2 separate regions of the Mus musculus genome follow, and region 1 is linked to region 2. A link is a contact called in ENCODE Hi-C data. All regions are on one chromosome and are shown on one strand. The core of a region is the stretch at or near the end of the contact, and the rest is flanking DNA. Distances in the headings are between cores, read along the strand shown. Region 1 holds the start of Xrcc4 (X-ray repair complementing defective repair in Chinese hamster cells 4). Region 2 overlaps Xrcc4 (X-ray repair complementing defective repair in Chinese hamster cells 4).

The links. A loop is a pair of places that touch in the nucleus more often than their neighbours do.
Region 1: a map of left cerebral cortex shows a loop between it and region 2 (2.8-fold over the local background). The contact joins the promoter of Xrcc4 here to the enhancer-like site in region 2. A Hi-C loop is called at or near these places in 1 of 37 maps with a recorded cell type or tissue (left cerebral cortex).

The regions. Positions count from the first base shown.
Region 1 is chr13:90,087,563-90,091,433 of GRCm38, reverse strand. It overlaps Xrcc4 (X-ray repair complementing defective repair in Chinese hamster cells 4), which reads left to right and starts at 1,826. Exons shown (of 8, transcript NM_028012.4): 1 at 1,826-1,937. It overlaps Tmem167 (transmembrane protein 167), which reads right to left and starts at 1,767. Exons shown (of 4, transcript NM_025335.3): 1 at 1,651-1,767. The coding sequence starts at 1,653.
Region 2 is chr13:89,877,292-89,881,002 of GRCm38, reverse strand. All of the region lies in intron 7 of Xrcc4 (X-ray repair complementing defective repair in Chinese hamster cells 4), which reads left to right. Among named protein-coding and RNA genes, the nearest start is that of Vcan, 140 kb to the right of the region's middle. Within about 2 kb of position 2,043, at least 1 of the 3 ENCODE cell types and tissues checked has a DNase peak (open chromatin) inside an H3K27ac peak, as active enhancers do; it is left cerebral cortex, where a contact is called at or near this core.

The DNA.
Region 1 (3,871 bases), core at 577-3,076, 210 kb before region 2:
TTAATATTTAACATGTGTAACTTATGACCAGTAACATCTCTAATAAAACATTCATTGCATACACTTTTTTTTTTCTCACAACACTTAAAAAAGTAAAACATACAGATTTAATACTATCACACATCCTTCCAAAGCCATTCTACAAATATAGGGATACATATAATTCACCCTTCAACCCTCCAATTCCAGTTACACACCCATATATTCAACAAATCATAAGTTAAAAAAATCTGGAGCAGAAAACTGCATATCTTCATGAACACACCAGTCACTTTTCTTGTTACCACTCCATAGAGTCATTAGATAAATCTGAGGCCTGGCTTTACTTACTAGGTACCCGATCCTAGACAACTCAGGCTCCCTACTTTTCTCTTCCTTTACCTGGAAATATCTCAGAAGTCAGGAATTTAAAGCAAGACAATGCTTAGAAACTACATCTTCTACACATCAAGTACTAGTAAACAAAAGCTTGTTTTTGGAAAAAGTTAAAATACTGTACATCTTAAATTATCTTGATTTTATCTAAGTAGGAGAGGATGTAAAATGTACCTTTGACTAAGAGCAAAGTCATTCTACTTGTTTCTCGGTAAATAGGCAAGAAAGCAACTTTTCAAGTTCTGTAACTGTTTATTAACATCCTTTTGACCAAGAATATACTATCTGCAGTACGAAGTAAAAAAAAAAAAAAAGGCTTTAATGGACTCAAATTCAGTATCTTCTAATCGTAGAATTTGAGGTCTAGTGGGGGTGGGAGAGTCCTGGCTGATTTTGAGATGATAACACAACAAGCTTTCTCTAGAAATATAGTTATAAATGGCTTCTAAACCCACTGAAGTGATAGTGAAGGGAGATTCCTGCATTTACCAGACTACTGAAAAGATGCATTCATAGATCTTTAAAAGTTAATTACTAATGTTTACTTTACTCAGGGGCTTTCTGTTCCTTGTCCTGACCTTTGTTGTTGTTGCTATTTGTGATTTATAGTGTAAGGTTTTCTGAGGTTTAAACTATTAAACAATCAATAATAACACGCATAGGAACTCCCAAAGTGAGTGGTGGTCTGCGAGTAAGGCTCAAGTTCCTTCGAGACAGTAACTAAAATCATTAAAAACATTCGTTTGCAAAGAAGTGTCTTTAGAATTGAAAAAACGATGAGGGAGGGGCCCTATCTCGCCATTGATTCCACAGGTAAAACGGAAGCAGTAGTATCTAGTGTTAAGAAAACCGGCAATCCATTAATTACTGCAGAAAGATGCAGGTTGGGTGACACAGGGAACACATAAAAGAAAGGGGAAAGGGGGAGACTGAGACTCCAGCGTTTGAAAGTGTATATCCGTCCAGATATTTGTAGCAGATGGCAATCGGCTTAGTGGAATGCCACCGTAATTCCACACTAAACAACGCAGCAAGTCGGCCTCTTGGCGAGGGGCCGAGTCCACCACCCGGGTTCTTCCTAGGACTGTTGGCCTGATGCTCCGGGATGTGCATCGCGGCCGCATGACTCCCAGCCTGTGCACCCTCGGATCCCCGGAGAATCACGCTAGCGCCAGGGCTCCCGCGCCCCACAGCGCCCGCACCATCCCCGCCGCCCCGCACGAGCCGCGGCCCCGCCGAGAAACTCAACCGCGGCCAGGAAGCCCAGGTTCTTACCATAGTGAGGCCGGTGCTGGTCCAGCCACATCACCCTTCCGGGCCGGGGCGGAAGAGGATGCAGGCCCGCTGTGCTTCCCGCTCGCTCCAGCGGTCCGGTTGGACCTATCGCGGCGCCTCCGCCCATGCCGCACCATTCAGACTCCGTGATAGGCTTCTGTTACCGGAAGAGGTGGGACTTGGCCGACGACTCGCAAACCACGGTATTAGCGGATTCTCTCATTGGGCGCATCGGTTTATCTCTGGCGTCCACAATTTTTAGAAGACCGGAAGTGGAGTACTGAGAGGTAGGGCCCGGAAGTGGCTGTGGTGTCTTTCCAGAAGCAATGCATTTTTTCCCCCCTTTCTATGTCAACCTCCTGTAGTCCCTGATTTTAGCTTTAAAGCTGCGCAGTGCGTGCTTTTTACCCTGTCTGTGACCCCCTGAGCCTTTTGTAGATGTAAGGTTTTCCCAATGTGAGCACCTGTTGGGCTCCTTCCTAAGTGTCTCTTTCTGTGTCACGTGGAATTTTCAGTCGTGAGGGACTCCTTGGAACTGTGCTGAGCTGCTCTGTGGTGGAGACTTGGATTTAAAAGGCTGCGTCCAGTGTGATGACCCACCAGCCCCTCCCGCCAGCCAATGCTGGCCTTGGCTGGCCCCCTCCTTGTTTGCACACTCTACATCCGGGGCTTAGACGTTCTAGGCCGTGGGGAGAGGGAAAGAACTCTGTGGTAGCTACTGGAAAGGAACGGCCCATTCCCGAGGGGATTATTTGGCTAGTATAAAACCAGTGGGTGAGAAACGATTTCACCTCTAGTTCTCTTTATGAGTTTTGTAGATACGGGGAAGATGTAATCTGATGTGTTCAATTTTATATACATTCTTGGAATGATTCTGAAGTCGGGCACTTTCCCCACTCTTCCAAGTGTATCAAAATTATGGAAATCCTGTGTGTTTAAATAATTGTTTTTTTCCTTTAGTCAGTATGGCTCTAGTATTTATTCAGAATGTTACCCATTCTTTAACTTAATGACCTAGAAGAAGTATAGAAAGCTTTAGTGAAGGAAACTGATGTGATATGTTAATTTCTAACCATTATTTAGCTGAATCATGAGAATCTAGTACTTATGGCAACACAGTACTTTTACCTAGTGCTATGCTATATGTGATTGTGTTTATTACTGCATTGTCATCCAAGATTTTATTTGAAATTATTACTACATTTTTAAAATCAGTTATACCCAACTGCTAAACCTGTTGATCAAATACTCAAGTTCAGAATCTGCATCTTAGTGGTATCAGGAGACTGCAGGACAAGGGATTTCTTTGAGTATTTGAATGGGGGACTGGGGATTAGGCCAATAGGAGAAGTGATTGTCATTGAATAGTCTCAAAATTGCTTTGTGTTATACTTACTATTTAAGTTGACTAACCATGAATGTTTCAAATGTAGACGTAGAAAATATGTTCTGAGCTCAGTAAGTTTGGGTTTTACAGTAGTGAAAGTGTTGGTAGATGTTATAACTGACTCTATTCATATAAAGATTGCTAGGTCCTACTGTTTGACACTTCAGGTTGATGTTTCTGTATGAGGTTCTGGTCCAGGCTCTAGTAAAGAGGCTAAGGTTGTTTAAGATGGTAATTGGTTTGTTGTATTTATGGGCAATTTAGGCCATAGTTTCTTATATATCTCAACTTTAGAATAGAGGCAATTAACACTTTTCAGTTCTTTGTTTTTGTTTTGTTTTGTTTTTCGAGACAGGGTTTCTCTGTATAGCCCTGACTGTCCTAGAACTCATTCTGTAGACCAGGCTGACCTCGAACTCAGAAATCCATCTGCCTGTACCTCCCAAGTGCTGGGATTAAAGGCGTGCACCACCACTGCTGGCAACACTTTTCAATTCTTAAGTTATCCATAGAAGTACATAGTGTCAGGAGGTAGAGTTGAACGTGTGTGTGTGTGTGTATACATATACATATATAAAAAATTTATTATATCCATGTAAAATAGCAAAATTAATATACCAGTGTGACCTGTGGGGAAGCTGCATGGCGATTCGGCACACAAAATCCTTGATTGTGTTTTTTGTTGCAAGTGAATGGTAATCACCATGTTAAATTCCTTTTCTTTATTTCCACTTCTAGTAGCTCTGCTGTGATTTTCATTTCTAATCATCATGGGTTAATTTACTGTTAAGAAAAGATCTTGACTGTGTTATTCAATTATGCAGACATTATTGT
Region 2 (3,711 bases), core at 794-3,293:
AATTCTTAGGATACTCACCTATAGGGAGAATACATATACTAATATTTACTTATAGGAAGATGTACTTAAATATTCTTACAATATTTACTTCTCATTGTCAAACTATCCTAAGATACATTTTAACTTTTAGATTCTTAATTAATGTGTCTAAGTATTTATATGCTACATCTTATGTAACATATATATGAATTTCCATTAGTTTTCCAACTTCTTTCATGCAATGTATCATAGAATATTTAATTTTTTAATGGGTTAAATTGGTTCTATCTTAATTCAACTCATACCTCCATAAGCCCAGGTACTGGATTATTCTAAAACTGTTCACTCTACAAATCTCCATTAGACAAGAAATTATTTCTTACCCCACCATTCAGGTTATAACATAAATAATATACTTTAAATTTCCCAGCTTAATCAGATAATTTACCAGTGTCAAATTTCCAGAAGTAACATCTGAATCCAAGTAATAATTTAAATTTCTTTAGTGTTTGTTTCTTTGGAGAGGTCTAAGGTTTGCTTCAGTGGGAGAGCGCATGCCCAGCAAGTGCAAAGCCATGGGTTTTGTCTCCAGCGCTTAAATAAAACTCTTCAGTAGAGATAAGGGGGAAAGTGAAGTGTGCACATGAATATCACCCTTGAGTGCATGAGACCGACTTTTTATTATAAATGTAAGTGTCTGCAAAATGGAAAAAAAGTTTTCATTGATTTAGAAGGGCAGATACACACTTGAATTCCATGTGTTGATGCCAGTGGATACTCCCATTAGTGCCTTTATTTCTTCTAAAGATGTGTTGCAGGTTAATCAGAAAACCTGACTAAGGTTGTGGCCTCTTTCATTAGTCGTCTTAAGGGTATAGGTACATGTTCCTTTTTAAGACAGGGTATTTTCTGTAACCCAGGCTTAATGGAATTTACTATGAAACCTATTCATACCCCAGATTCACTGAAGTCTTCCTGCCTCAGGCTCTCAAATGCTAATATGACAGTTAAAATCCATCCTATCCTAGTGAGCATAAGGATTTTAAGTCAGTATATTCACTTTGTATTTTTATATTTTAAAAAATGTTTTAAAAACTCTCTTCCATAGAAGCAATGTAAATATAATTTACAGATAGAATTATTGAAAACTCATAATATTGATTGCCCTTAGTTTCCTTCATAAGTGAAGTAGGACCCTTTTAAGAATATATGTGGTGGCACATGTCTTTAATCCCAGCACTCAGAAGGCCGAGGCAGGGGGATTTCTGAGTTCAAGGCCAGCCTGTTCTACGAAGTGAGTTCCAGGTCAGCCAGGGCTATACAGAGAAACCCTGTCTCAAAAAACCAAAATAGGTATATTCTCAAATAATAGTTCCGTGATGCCTTTTTTAGTTTGTTGATGTTTCCTCTTTTTACTGTAATCCACAGTAAGAGCCTCCCTCATGCTATGGACTTTGTTGATGTCAGCTTGACTCTTATTCCTATAAGCGGTACTCCATGGCTTCCATTTTATATATTCTCTATAGACGATTTTCTTATCAAGTCATTTTGCATGGAATATTCTTTATTGGGAAGTCCATTCGAGGAACTATTTTTTTTGTTTTTTGTTTTATTTCCATGTCGTTACATTTCTTTTGGTATTTGTAGAACTAGTTCTTACCAGAAAGCCGTTTTCATCTGTTTCTTACGTAGTATAAGGAGTAATACAAAACCTAAAGGAGCGCACTGAGGTCCCTGGTGACTTGACAGTAATAACGGCCTTTTTAAGTCACTTCTCTCCATTTCCAGAGAGTTGAGAAAGAACCCCTACCGCTGTTTCATGGACATATACTTCACATTTAACAGTATGCAGTTTTAAGTCAGCAGTTTCGTAAAATCGTTGGTGGCATAAATCTGCATGTTAATCAGGAATGAGCTCAGTGTGGTTCAAATTGCTTGAAAAGGCTCTCGTTTTCTTTGTTTCTCCAAGATATAATTAACATAAAGTAAATCCTGTGTTTCTTAACTGTGCAGTTTTATGAGCTGTGGCACCTTAACAGTCAGCTGGGAATTTCCATCATCACAGACCATTTCCACAGGCTTATTTGTAGTCAGTCAATCCTGTGCTGTACTCCAGCCCTGGCAACCACTGGCCTGATTTCTGTCACAATGTCTCTGCCTTTTCCAGAATGTTACATAAAATCATAAATACATAGCCCTTGCCAGTCTCGCTTTTTCATGCACACTAGTCCCTTTGAAATCATTCCAGAGGGAACTATATCAGCATTTTATTATTCTTTGTAACAAGAACTCCATCTGAACATGCCATGATTCACTTATGCATTAATATTATGCATTTCACTAGTAAAATAATTATCATTACAGAGTTCCAGCTATGTGCCAGGTACGGTTGTAATTGTTTTAAATTATTTAGGTGAAGTGATGCTATAAGTTGTAGCCTGACATTATTTGACAGTAGTATTATACTTTTAAGATTGAATGCAGTCTGCTCTATTTGCTACTTTAAGGACTTGAGGAAATGACAGCATCTTAAACATTTTAGCACTGTGATGGCAATGCTGACAATACCACCTCCTAGTGTGACTGAAGAGCTTAAGTTCATTAATAACTAAGCAACAGAGTGGGATTGGGCCCAGGGTTCTCAGTAGATATCAGCTGGATTTCACCCACAACTATTGAGAAACATTATAAAGTGTGATGTTAGAGAGTCCTCAAGTCAAATATGAGACAGGCAGATAAAAGCTCTGATTTTTTTTTTCTGGTAATCTTATCGACAAATAACGTATCCAGTATGTTAACCCAACTTTATCTAATTAAAAACTTCATTCTTTTCTATGAATCTTATTAAATGTGATGAATCCAGGGCGAGAGAGATGGCTCACCAGTTAAGAGTGCTTGTTTTTCTTACCAAGGATTATAATTCAGGTCCCAGCTCAAATCTGCTTATAATGCCAGCTTGAGAGGATCCAAGTCTTTCTACAAGCCTCCATAGTAACCTTCACATTCACTCATAAAATTAAATTAAAATTAAGTACTCTAAAGTGTTTCTGCCAAAATTAATATTTTGAGTGACCATTCTACTAAAATCTTAACTTCTACATAAATGATAAACACATAAGTTTTAATGAAAACTAAATAAAACTTAAAATTATGGCAAGTCTACAAGTTTACAATGAGGTAAGGCCAAAATAGGTGCTTTGGTCTGAACAATGAGCTACTAAACATGGCATCCTAAAGATGCTGATTGGGCACAGGAGTGCAGATTGCAGCAGACCCCTGAGTACCACAGAGACAGCCTTTGATATCAAGAAAAGGAAACATCAGCATCTATTGAGAAATCCACATTTTCCAAGTAACAAATTATCTCACTGGTGCCAGATTTTTCAGGAAATTAAATAAACAACCATTACCAACTCATTTAATAAAGCTAACATAGCATCGATTCCAGAAAGAAACAGAAGTGCGTGGGGGTTACATGTGGAAAATCATAACCCAGTATTATTATAGAATGTTGTAGGAACATTTGATCCCGACTCGGGGTTTCTATCCTGTCTTTGACCTATTAGTTTCTGGAAAAAAAGACACTTACACAGCCTTTATATTTACAATAAGCCTTAAACATTACAGTAGCTGGGCAGATTACTACCTGCCACGTTATAAGAATCTATTCTCCTATCGATAACTCCAAGTTATTACTTATTATTTACTATATTTTATCTGGCCTGCTCTTAA